Regions from separate parts of the Mus musculus genome. Here region 1 is linked to region 2. Evidence: chromatin contacts called from ENCODE POLR2A ChIA-PET data. All regions are on one chromosome and are shown on one strand. The core of a region is the stretch at or near the end of the contact, and the rest is flanking DNA. Distances in the headings are between cores, read along the strand shown. Region 1 holds the start of Polm (polymerase (DNA directed), mu). Region 2 holds the start of Ube2d-ps (ubiquitin-conjugating enzyme E2D, pseudogene).

Region 1 (6,219 bases), core at 33-2,532, 76 kb before region 2:
CAGCCATCTTTAACTGCAGTTCAAGATCTCTGCCCGCACCAGGCATACACGTGGTGTACATGCATGCATTCAGGCAAAACAATTAAGCACATAATTAAAAAAAAATTTTTTTAAGGGGCTAGAGAGATGACTTATTGGTTAAGAGCACTTGTTCCTGCTGAGGACCTGAGTTAGATTCCCAGCATTCACAGGGGCAGCGGCTCACAAATGTTCTTAACTCAAGTTCCAAGGATCTGAAACATTCTCACTCGACGGCACCAAACATGTACGTGGGGTACAGCTACACATGCAAGTAAAACACGAAGACACAGAAAATAAAAATAAATACATCTAATAAATATTTTTAAAAATTAAAAAAAATCGAGTGTCACTAATATAGCTTTGGTTTCTTTTTCGGATTTAAATGATTGCTGATCCGTCTGAGATCTGCTTAATGTTAAGCAGTTTGTAAGGGGGCCAATTTTTTTTTTTTTTTTTTGACTATGGCATAATGGGGCATAGGAACATTTCTGACAAAAGATCCAGTGAAATAACTGAACAAAGGGTATCAATCAGGACTCAAAATCCTTCCTAATGTAACTATAAAGGAATTTTAATAAGTTTAATCTATAAAATCCATAAATAATGCTGTTCCAGATGAAGAGCCACTGGAATTATTTTTCTTCAATCGGGGAAAAAGGGCACATAGAAACCATTTCTGTTCACTTCCACTGGGATCTAGTCTTTTTTTTTTTTTCCCCAATTTTTTATTAGGTGTTTTCTTACTTTACATTTCAAATGCTATCCCGAAAGTCCCCTATACCCTCCCCCGCCCTGTTCCCCTACCCACTCACTCCCACTTCTTGGCCCTGGTGTTCCCCTGTACTGAGGCATATAAAGTTTGCAAGACCAAGGGGCCTCTCTTCCCAATGATGGCCGACTAAGCCATCTTCCGCTACATATGCAGCTAGAGACATGAGATCTGGGAGTACTGGTTAGTTCATATTATTGTTCCAACCTATAGGGTTGCAGACTTAACTTTCCAAATGGAACGCCAGCTGTCCCAATGCTGTTCGTTACATTGGAAAACGTTTTCACCCTCCACCAGCTCACATGTATACTACTCAAACTCCGTTCCCCTCTGCATACCCAGGGGAAGTGGCGTGGGCGCTCTGTCACCAGCAGAGGCAGTGGAGGGTTATCCAGGACTTCTCATATGGCCAGGATAACCTGAGACCCCGCCCTCGGGGGCGAGGAAGAGAGGCCGAGACTCCGCCCCCGAGAGGAGAAAAGTGCCCGCCCAGTACGAGGCGAAGCCCCGCCTACGGGCCCAGGCTACTCTAAGGTCTGGGAAACCACTGGGGCTTTCTATGAGAGTAGTTCAAATAAGAATCCTCGGGCGTTATTTGCATAGAACTGGGGCTTCCGATGGGAAGCCAAAAGCATCCTAGAGGGCGTCTCGTTTGCATAGAGCAGACACCACTTCCTCTCTCCTCCTTCCGCCTTCTTTCATGACCCTGCCTTCCTTCGTTCTGCGGCTTCCTGTGCTTCCAGAGTTGGTGCCCAGATGCTTCCGAAGCGACGGCGAGTGCGAGCTGGGTCCCCACACAGCGCGGTAGCCTCTTCCACGCCGCCCTCGGTGGTGCGCTTCCCGGATGTGGCCATCTACCTTGCGGAGCCGCGAATGGGCCGCAGCCGCCGGGCCTTCCTCACCCGCCTGGCGCGGTCCAAAGGCTTCCGCGTCCTAGATGCTTACAGGTGTGCGGCTCCCGGGAGGCCCCGATGGTGGTGGGATGCCATCCCCCTCCGGGAGCTGGTGTAATTGTGCCCGTCACCCCAGGGTAGGGACTTACTGTGGCCCAGGGCGGGAGCTGGCGCGCAGCTGTGACAGCAAGCAGCACCTGCGGCTTTGGGTTCCAAGCCAGCCTCGGTACTTCGCGGTTGCGGTACGGTCTCCAACCCGGAGTTCCTCTTTTTGAAAGGATGCCATCGAGTCAGAGGCTTCTTAAAGAGCTATAAAAGAAAGAATGGTTAGTGAGAAATATTTGCTAGCTGCATTCCCTCCAATGAGCCAGCGGTCAAAGATGTCCTGAGTTTGCAGACGTCACCAACTAGCTCCAGTAGAGAAAATGCCCAGGGCAGTGGAGTAACTGAGATTGAGGAGACTAAAGGAGCCTGTGCCCGTGTAGCTGGCTAGTTTGTTTGCAACTAACTCCTCCCTCCACAAATGAAACATTCTTTTTGTTTGTTTGTTTTGTTTTTTTTCGAGACAGGGTTTCTCTGTGTAGCCCTGGCTGTCCTGGAACTCACTCTGTAGACCAGGCTGGCCTCGAACTCAGAAATTTGCCTGCCTCTGCCTTCCAAGTGCTGGGATTAAAGACGTGCGCCACCACGCCCGGCTCAAGACTACACTTAAAAGAGTAGAGATAACAATTTGGATTTCGTGTGGCTCTACATTCTTACCACAGCCTGACAAGGTGGCCTGCATTGGATTTTCCCAGTGTAAAGGAAATATAAATACGATGCTTTCCAAGTACATACAACAAGAGTCTGCCTACTGGGGTTTGAATAAATAGGGCAAAATTCTTGTGTCTTAAAATCTTAGCAGAATGGTATGCCAACCTGTAGTCCTGGTACAAGGGTACTAGAGTTCCAGGCTAGCCTGGCCTACAAAGCAAGTCTCTAAACAGCAATTAGCATTGAGATCAGAAACACCTGGCCCTGGCCACTAAGGCACCTGAGGCAGAGGGTGGCGGGTAACATGCCCAAGTGGCTTGTGGGTGAGGCTGCAGCTAAGAACCTGTTGGACCAATGGAGAGGTGCTCTCCCATCAAGGAGGGGCTGGGAAGGCTTTCTGGAGGAATGGAGGCCTGTCACAGTGCAAGAACAAAGGCTTGGGATAGGAGCAGCACAGCAAGGGCCCTGGGTTTCATTCTCCTTCCAGCTCAAAGGTGACACATGTGGTGATGGAAGGGACCTCAGCCAAGGAGGCCATCTGCTGGCAGAAGAACATGGATGCTCTCCCCACAGGCTGCCCACAGCCAGCTCTGCTAGATATTAGCTGGTTTACAGAAAGCATGGCAGCTGGGCAGCCTGTCCCTGAGGAGGGCCGGCACCACCTGGAGGTGAGCTAGTGAGCTGAGACAGATGACATAATAGCAGGTCCTTGGTGTCCTCAGGAGGAGGTAGGGAGTGAGGACTCTCCCAAGACTGCAGGGGGCCCTGGGAAAGCAATAGAGACCCCAACAGGGACTTGGGGGCTGGGCCATCCCACCTTCTGGTCTAACCATTTGGGACGTACTTTTAGTATAATTAGTTTCTTCCTTAGTGAGTACTTGGGATGAACTTGAGTCTGTCCTTGGGATGCTCTGGAGCCAGGCTGCTAGAAGACAGGAGGCAAGCTCCCTCCCTTTTGAGACCCCCATCCCTAGCCCACATATGTAGAGTTAGGGGCAGAGTACATGCCAGTGCTGCCATTTCAGGATGACCCGTGCCTTGCCCCCCCCTTTTTTTTTGCAGGTAGCTGAGCCCAGGAAGGAGCCCCCAGTCTCAGCGTCGATGCCAGCTTATGCCTGTCAGCGCCCCTCACCTCTCACACACCATAACACTCTCCTCTCAGTAAGCTGCATCTATGAGCAGATCCTCACCCAGAGAGCGGGACATGGGTAGAGCTGGTTGCTATCTGGCAAGGTACCTTATCCCATAACCAAGCCCCCCCCCCCCCGCCCCCAGGAGGCTCTGGAGACGCTAGCGGAGGCAGCGGGCTTCGAAGCCAACGAGGGCCGTCTTCTCTCCTTCTCCAGAGCGGCCTCGGTGCTCAAGTCCCTGCCCTGCCCTGTTGCATCTTTGAGCCAGCTGCATGGGCTGCCCTACTTTGGAGAACATTCCACTAGAGTAATCCAGGTAGGTGCTTGTCAAGGTGAGTGGGGCGAGTGGGGTGTCCTGGGCCCGGTGGAATAGCAGGAGACTTGGTTCAGAGCCCAGTCTGACAATATGGGTGTGCATAGGAAGCTGCTATGAGGGCCACAGTGAGTCACCGTCAGTACAGATTCCTAGTGTGTGGGTTGTTCCCCTGCCCTAGGGCGAATGAGTGACTCAGTAGAGGTTGCTGCAGGCATTCACGTCATCGTTAGGATGTTTGGGGTAGTCAGAAAGCATCCTGGAGTGGTTTTTGAGGGCCCAACATCGAAACAGCCTTTTGGATACTTTTTCCTGAAGAACCTATAGTGGCAAAAGCTGCTTTCAGATGAAGACATACATGTTTCTAAAGGGAAACGTTGGTCTATCCTGGGCCGTGTATGATGAGTGAACCATACCTCTGACCCTGAAAGGCTTTATAGCTGGCATCCCTGCCACACCAGCTGTGCCTTAAAGCTTTGGTGACCTCCCTGGGCACAGTCTCAGTTTCCAAGTCCTGCTGGTCCCTAACACTACAGAGCCTCTCTTTGCAGGGTACGGAGGGAACTCTGCCTTGGGCTCAGAGTTTTGTTTTGTTTCTGTCCCAGGAGCTGCTGGAGCATGGAACATGTGAAGAAGTGAAACAAGTCCGTTGCTCAGAAAGGTACCAGACCATGAAGGTGCGTGATGGGGAGGGGACAAGACACGGGTTCACTGCATAACCCACACGAGCAAGCAGCCAGCAAAGGCCTTTTTGCCCGGCCCTGGGGTCATAGACGGTCACTAAGGAATGGCAGCTAAACTGACACCTGATAGGCAGGAGGTTGCCAGATGGAGACGTGCAGACAGGGCCTGTTTTGAGCGTAGGGAAATTTCTACATCACTCAGCACCTTCTGTATTTTTTTTTATGGAATATTCTCGAATGTATTAAAGGGCTCACTGAGCCTGGCGGTGATGGAACAGGCCTTTAATTCCCAGCACTAGGGGGTACAGAGGCAGGCGGATCTTTGTGAGTTCTGAAGCCAGCCTGATCTACAGAGTGAGTTCCAGGACAGCCAGGGCTACAAAAAGAAACCCTGTCTCAAAAGACAAAAACCATCATCAACAAAATAAAAATGAAAGTGAAAAAGAGCACACTGAGCAAACTAGGATTTGTGTGTGTGCATGCGCGTACATGCGCATGCTACAGTCACCTTCATGGTGCCATCTCTGGTCTCTGGTATCATCATCAGTGCCGCGGGCCTGCATGCACCCATACGTACAGAGCACGTACATGCGCATGAGCACGTGCATACTACTGTCACCTTCATGGTGCCATCCCTGGCCTCGGGTATCATCGTCAGTGCTGTGGGCCTGCCTGCATCTGTGCTGCACTTGCACCCGTGCCTACTCTCTGCCAGCCGGATATGGAAGCCATCTGGGTGGGTGCCTTGCTTTTATCTGCCCAGACACCTCTGCCTCTCCTTTTGTAGCTGGAGATTGTCAGGTCAGTGGCCTGAGATTTGTGGCAGTGATGTGTGGCCTCCTGGGAGGGTGAGGCTTGTGGTATTGTGGGACACTGTACTGTCAGAGTGGCAGGGAGGACTTGGTAGAGAGTCCTCTAGCCAAGAGGCCTGGCTGTGGCCATGCTGGGTAGATCAGGCATGGGGCTCGAGCTGAGGTGACCTTGCCCCAGCCCCATAGAGGGTTTTCTGGGCAGAAGAGAGATCAGCACTAGAAGATGTTGGAGGTGTCTCCTCGCCATTCTGCTTCCCGGGCACCCCAAAGTCTAGAAAACATCCATGCCAGCAGAAAATTATTCCAGTAATTAGAAGGTTTTGTTTGTTGGTTTGCTTACTTGCTTTTCAGGGTAGGGGGTTGAGACATCTCATTACTGAAGCTGAGAGTGGCCTCCAATTAAAAGCAAGGGGCCTGCCTCTGCCTCCAGTGCTGAGATTATAAGTTTGATGCCCGCCCACTTTTCCCCCCACCCACTTTAAAAAAAAAAGATTTATTTATTTATTATATGTAAGTACACTGTAGCTGTCTTCAGACACACCAGAAGAGGGCGTCAGATCTCATTACGGATGGTTGTGAGCTACCATGTGGTTGCTGGGAATTGAACTCAGGGCCTTCGGAAGAGCAGTCAGTGCTCTTAACCGCTGAGCCATCTCTCCAGCCCTCCCCCCACCCACTTTTAAAAACAAATAATAGACTTGTTTTCTTAGTGCTTTACTCATTTTTAGATTTAAGTTTTAAAACCTGGTTTGTTTCTTTATCTGGGGGAAAGCACACCATGGCACACTTGTGGAGTGTAGAGGAGAGCTTGCAGGGGTTGGTTTTGGTTTTGGTGGACTGTGTCT
Region 2 (5,902 bases), core at 1,648-4,147:
TAATGTGATGGACAATCTTGATTGTCAACTAGACTAAATCTTGAGTCAATTAAAATGTAAGCAGCTGTGAGAGATTTTCTTGATTGGATCATTTGAAGTTGGAAGGCCCACCCTAAACCTGGGCCACACCTTCTGGTGGCAGCCCACAAAAAAGGACATAGAAAAAGGTCCATTGCTATTTGCCTGCTAACTCTCACTCTTTTTTTTTTTTTTTTTTTTACCCCAGGGTTTCTCTGTATAGCCCTGTCTGTCCTGGAACTCAGAAATCCGCCTGCCTCTGCCTCTGCCGCCTCCCCAGTGCTGGGATTAAAGGCGTGCGCTACCACGCCCGGCCTCACTCTCACACTTGCTGGCAAGTTCATCTAGGCTGCAATCCTTTGCTAGTATTAGAACCTGCTTCTTTGGAATTCTAAGAACACTGAAGACCAGGAGAGACATCCAGCCTGTGACTGAAACTACTACCAAATCCTTCAACTTTCCATAGAGAGACAGTCATTGTTGCACTAGCCACTCTAATAAATTTGATGCATAATCTCCCAACAGAAGTGATTCTGTTTCTTTAGAGAACCCTGACTAATACACTAAGAGGCATCTCACACTATGAGCCTAGCTAGGCCAACAGCTATCAAACTGCCTAGAAGCATATCCTGGTAACACCACTGTGGAGCCAAGCTTTAGAGCCAAACAGGAAAAAACCAGCTGAGGAGCCTAATGAACAATGCTCTTCTGAGCCTATCAAGGGATCCCACCACTTTGATTTGGACACTTTAAAATGACCAGCTCTGTCTTCTTGGTTGTCTGCCTAGGGCCTATGTGGATGCTGGGAATCAAATCTAAGTCCTTGGTAAGAGCAGTAAGTGCTTTTAACTGTTGAGACGTCTCTCCAAACTGACCTTTTAAAGTGCTTGAGTTTTTTAATGACTTTGGGACTTTACAAAGTTGAAATGAAAACCAAAGAGATGGTCCAGTGGCTAGAGTACTTGCTCCCAACCCCTACATGATAGCTCACAAACATCTGAAGGTCTAGTCCAAGAGGATCTGACACCCTCTTCTGGATTCCACAGAGTACCAAGCATGTATACGATGCAGTCATTCATGCAGAGGAAACACCAATACACAAAAGAACTTAAGAAAAACCAAGCACATTATTTAAAAGTTGCAATGTATTTTGTATTGTGATATTATTATGAGCTCTTGGGGATAAACAAAAAAAGAAAAGATTATGGTTTAATAACAATCTATTGGTATATTAAGTTGATAAGGGGTCAATCGACTTGGAGGGTCATTTGGGAAGAGGTAACCTCAACCCAGCAAATCCCTCCATCAGACTGTCCTGTAGACAAATGTCTGAGACATTTACTTGACTGATGTAGAAGAAAGAGCCCAGTCCACTGTGCACGGTGCCCTAACTGGCACATGGTCCTGGGGTATAGAATAAAGCAAACTGGCACACACCAGCAAGCAGCCCTGCTCCATGGCCTCTTCTTCAGTTTCTGCCTCCAGGTCTCTGCTTTGGCTTCCCTCTCCTCCCAAGCTGCTTCTGGTTATGGTGTTTATCACAGCGACAGAAATCTAATTGAGACACATAACCTGGATCCACTTGGTGGAAAGAATCATGCTAATGCTAAAAGTTAGGGTCATAGGGCTGGAGAGATGGCTCAGTGGTTAAGGGCATGAACTGCTCTTCCAGAGCTCCTGAGTATGATTCTTGGCACCTACACAGGGCACCTTACACCCACATATAAGTGAGCAAATCTTTTTTTTTTTTTTGGTTTTTCGAGACAGGGTTTCTCTGTATAGCCTTGGCTGTCCTCTGTAGATCAGGCTGTCCTCGAACTCCGTCTGCCTCTGCCTCCCAAGTGCTGGGATAAAAGGTATGCAACACCACGCCCGGCCCCAAATCCTTTAAAAAAGAGGTTATAAATACCATTTTGCAGTATAGAAAATCCCAACTAGGGTTGGTGAGATGGCTCAATGGGTAAGAGCACCCGACTGCTCTTCCGAAGGTCAGGAGTTCAAATCCCAGCAACCACATGGTGGCTCACAACCATCCGTAACGAGATCTGACTCCCTCTTCTGGAGTGTCTGAGGACAGCTACAGTGTACTTACATATAATAAATAAATAAATAAATAAATAAATAAATAAATCTTTAAAAAAATTCCAACTATTAATACTATGTGAAAACATGGATCATAAATTACAGTATAATGCAGGGTATGGTGGTGCACGCCCCTCGGCAACCAGAGGCAGGAGGATCTCTGTGAGTTTGAGGCTGGCCTTGTCTACATAGCGAGTTCTGGGTCTGCCAGGAGGCCGTGTCTCAAAAAACCAAACCAAACCAAACCAAAACGGAACAAAAAACAACTTAGAAATATAAAATAATTTTCTTTAGGAAAAGGACGAAAAGTGGATAGGCTAAAACGTTAACAAATGGTAAAGGGTGGATTGGTGGCTTCTTTTTCTGAGATGCAATTACCAGGCTCTAGGTTAATGGGCTAATACAAACCTACGGGATGAAATTCTCCCGCAGCTCAGCCTCTCGTGCTAGGCACCCTGGGAGACACCCCTCTGCTTCCCTAAACTCCGCCCAAAGCTGCGCGCGCACGTGACCCGGTCGCATGACTCCGCCCCCGCGAGTCGCCCGCCAGAGGCACTCAGCCACCTCCTAAGTCTGCGCCGACCGCGGCGGAACTCGCGCGGGGCAAGTGTCAGTGCGCCCTGCCGCACCTCAGCCGCGGGGTTCTATTCGCTGCGACAGCCCGCAGAGTGGACGGGCGGGAGGACCCCGTTTCCGCCACTCTTACCTTCTGGATCCGTTTTAGAGCCATGTTCCCGCTGCTCGTGCCCCACCGGCCCTGCGGGGCAGACTAAGACGGCCGCCTGGGCCGCAACGCTGCACGCCGGGAACGGCGCTCTACGCGTGCGCGCCGCGGTGCGCTGTGGGTAGCTAGTGCGCGCAGCAGTCCTGGGTCTGACCACGGAGTCGCGCACGGTCAGTTACTCGGCCACGGTCACGGCCCTGTGGCTCTGGTTTCTGCTAGGCGAGGGGCCTGGGCACCAGGACATGCCTGAAACCGCAGGTGCCACACGCTATGCTCTCTGCCCCTCCCTGGGCTCCTCCCCAGGCTGTCACTTAACTCCTGAGCTTAGTGGTTGTCAGCGCTGTAAGTATACATTCACTTTTATATGCTTTCTGGGCAGAAGTGTTACAGATATTTCTGAATACGCGTAGGTGCTGAGCACAGATGCATCTACATGTCTGGAGAGCTGCATTTTCAGTAGTACTTAGTTGGCTTCAATGCACTGCCGCTATTGAGACTCAGCCTGAAAGTGCACATCCCAAGCTAAACTCTGCTTCCCTTTCCCCAAGACATCGAACTGTTTAAGACCAAGTGTAAAGAACTTAGTGGTATGTCACAAAATCTGTGTAATAGATTGTAGCCAACATCTTGGAAATGAAATAGAATATGGCAAAATACATAATATCAGCGTGCCTCATACAGTAAAGAATCTGGACTCTCTATATAAATAATCATATATATTGTTTCCAGACAGATAAACCTAATAGGGTATGCTAGTGCAGTTGCTCTGGACCAAAGGTGTTCCAACACCAGACTGGGCTACATAGTGAGTTTGAGGCCAGCCTGGATTGCAGAGTAAGACCATGTCTTAAAAAAAAAAAAAAAGCCGGGCGTGGTGGCGCACACCTTTAATCCCAGCACTCAGGAGTCAGAGACAGGCGGATTCCTGAGTTCAAGGCCAGCCTGGTCTACAAAGTGAGTTCCAGGACAGCCAGAGCTATGCAGAGAAACCCTGTCTGGAAAAACCAAAAAAAGAAAGAAAGAAAGAAAGAAAGAAAGAAAGAAAGAAAGAGAGAAAGATCCCCAAAGGAAAATCTAAAACTAGAGGAGCTGAGGAGATAGTAGATAGGAGTGCTTGTGGTGCAAGCATGGGGCCCTGAGATCATTAGTACCCACAGAAAAGGTGAGGTTGGCTACTCATGTCTCTAACCCCAGCACTGGGTAGCCGGCATGACAGGATCCCTGGAGCTACCTTAGCATAGATAGTGAGATTCCAGTTCAGTGAGAGACCTTGCACCAAAAGCAGTAAGGCACAAAGAGTAGCATTTACTCTGTCATATATCTGGCATTCTACTCTGGCCTCTGTCATGTTCCTGCACATACGCATACAAACCCTGCCCAAAACAAAAACAATGAATCGAACACTTAAATGGTTTCCCAGCCAGATTCCTATATGCCATTCACCTATTCTCCTAGTTTATCCTAAACACATGTCATGAACTGTCCTCTAAACTATAAGCCTTACCAAGCTCCACCCTCTTCCAAAACTCCACAAGGAAGATCTGTGGCCTGTGGGAATACATTCAGGGCTCTCTGTGATCCCTTAGGGTCTGCTGTCTTTAAGTTTTACTTCCTTACCTTTAGTTATGCTATTGTGGTGGTGGCTCATGCCTTTAATCCCATCACTCTAGAGGCAGAAGCAGGCAGATCTTTCAAAACAGGGTCTCTGTAGAGCCCTGGCTATCCCGGAGCTCACTCTGTAGACCAGGCTGGCCTTCATTCAGCTCACAGAGATCTACCCATCCTGCACCTTCTATCATTTAAAAAAAAAAACCATTTATTTAATGTATATGAGTACACTGTGGCTGTCTTCAGAAACACCTGAAAAGGGCATCAGATCCCATTACAGATGGTTGTGAGCCACCATGGGGTTGCTGGAAACTGAACTCAGGACCTCTGGAAGAGCAGCCAGTGATCTTAACCACTAAGCCATCCCTCCAGCCCCATCTTCTATATCTTTACACCTTGACTCTTTCTTTTTTTTAGATTCTTTTCATTTTATTACACATATATTACATACATATATATATGTGTGTATATACATATATATGTATGAATATTTGCCTGTGTGTTTATATTTGTGTGTATGTGTCCACAGTGGTTTGAAGAGGTCAGAAGAGGGGTTGGATTTCCTGGAACTGGAATTAAAGATGGTTGTGAACCACCATGTAGTCCTGGGTCTTTTGCAAGAACAAGTGCTCTAGACCACTGGGCTATCTTTCCAGCCCTGTGGCCTACTTTTATCTGGAAAGCTTCCTTTGTTTTTCTTGAGTAATCTTCCAAAGCTAGTTGAAACTTCACTCAGATGGCTTAAGTACAAGACTTTGCTTCTGGAGTCATGTTTTCACAGCCCACCTGGGTGCATGTTTCCAGTTGGGTGCAGTGGCTCTCATTTGTACTCTAGCTACTTTGGAAACTGAGAAAGGAATATCGTGAGTTAGGGCCAACCTGGGCAACATCTAGAGTCTCCCATTAAAAAAAATAAACAAATGTAACTGGAGTTGGTGTCTTGTGCCTATAATTCCAGCTCTTGTGAGGCCAAGACAAGAGGATTGCTGTTAGTTCAGGCCAGCCTGGGTTGCAAGTGAGTCCCTGTCTCAAAAAAACTAACAGCCAGGCAGGATGGTGCACATCTCTAGTCCTAGTACTTCGGAGGCAGAAGCAGATCTCTGTGAGTTTGAGGTCAGCCTGGGCTGTAGAGCACCAACCAGTATAGTATAGTGAGATCTTGTCTCCAAAAAAATCAGGCAAGTAAAAAACAACTACCCTCTACCCTGACATACACACATAACTTTGGTCACCTTGCAGAGAATAAGAGACTTTGGAACACTCAGCCAATATCACACACCCTTCTCTCCTTAGGAGATCTATTTAGATGAGGGAGCAGAAAGATTGTTAGAACCAGTCAGAGCCAGAAGAGATGGATAACTTCAAGGAAAGAGCTTTTTAAAGACATATCAGAGCAGTTGTATGTATGAACTCACAGACTGACAGCAAGCAGAAGACCTGCACAAGTTGAAGTCAGACAATCCTAGCGCT

Evidence for each region. ChIA-PET counts read pairs that join two places held with the same protein, here RNA polymerase II (POLR2A).
Region 1: POLR2A ChIA-PET joins it to region 2 with 12 read pairs in embryonic stem cell. The contact joins the promoter of Polm here to the promoter of Ube2d-ps in region 2. POLR2A ChIA-PET finds 5 or more read pairs at or near these places in 3 of 5 experiments (Patski and embryonic stem cell).

What each region holds. Positions count from the first base shown.
Region 1 is chr11:5,833,079-5,839,297 of GRCm38, reverse strand. Polm (polymerase (DNA directed), mu) reads left to right here and starts at 1,282. Exons shown (of 11, transcript NM_017401.2): 1 at 1,282-1,737; 2 at 2,924-3,104; 3 at 3,499-3,597; 4 at 3,712-3,882; 5 at 4,485-4,556. The coding sequence starts at 1,547.
Region 2 is chr11:5,759,145-5,765,046 of GRCm38, reverse strand. Ube2d-ps (ubiquitin-conjugating enzyme E2D, pseudogene) reads right to left here and starts at 2,897. Exons shown (of 7, transcript NR_015577.1): 1 at 2,807-2,897. It also overlaps a transcript of Urgcp not described here.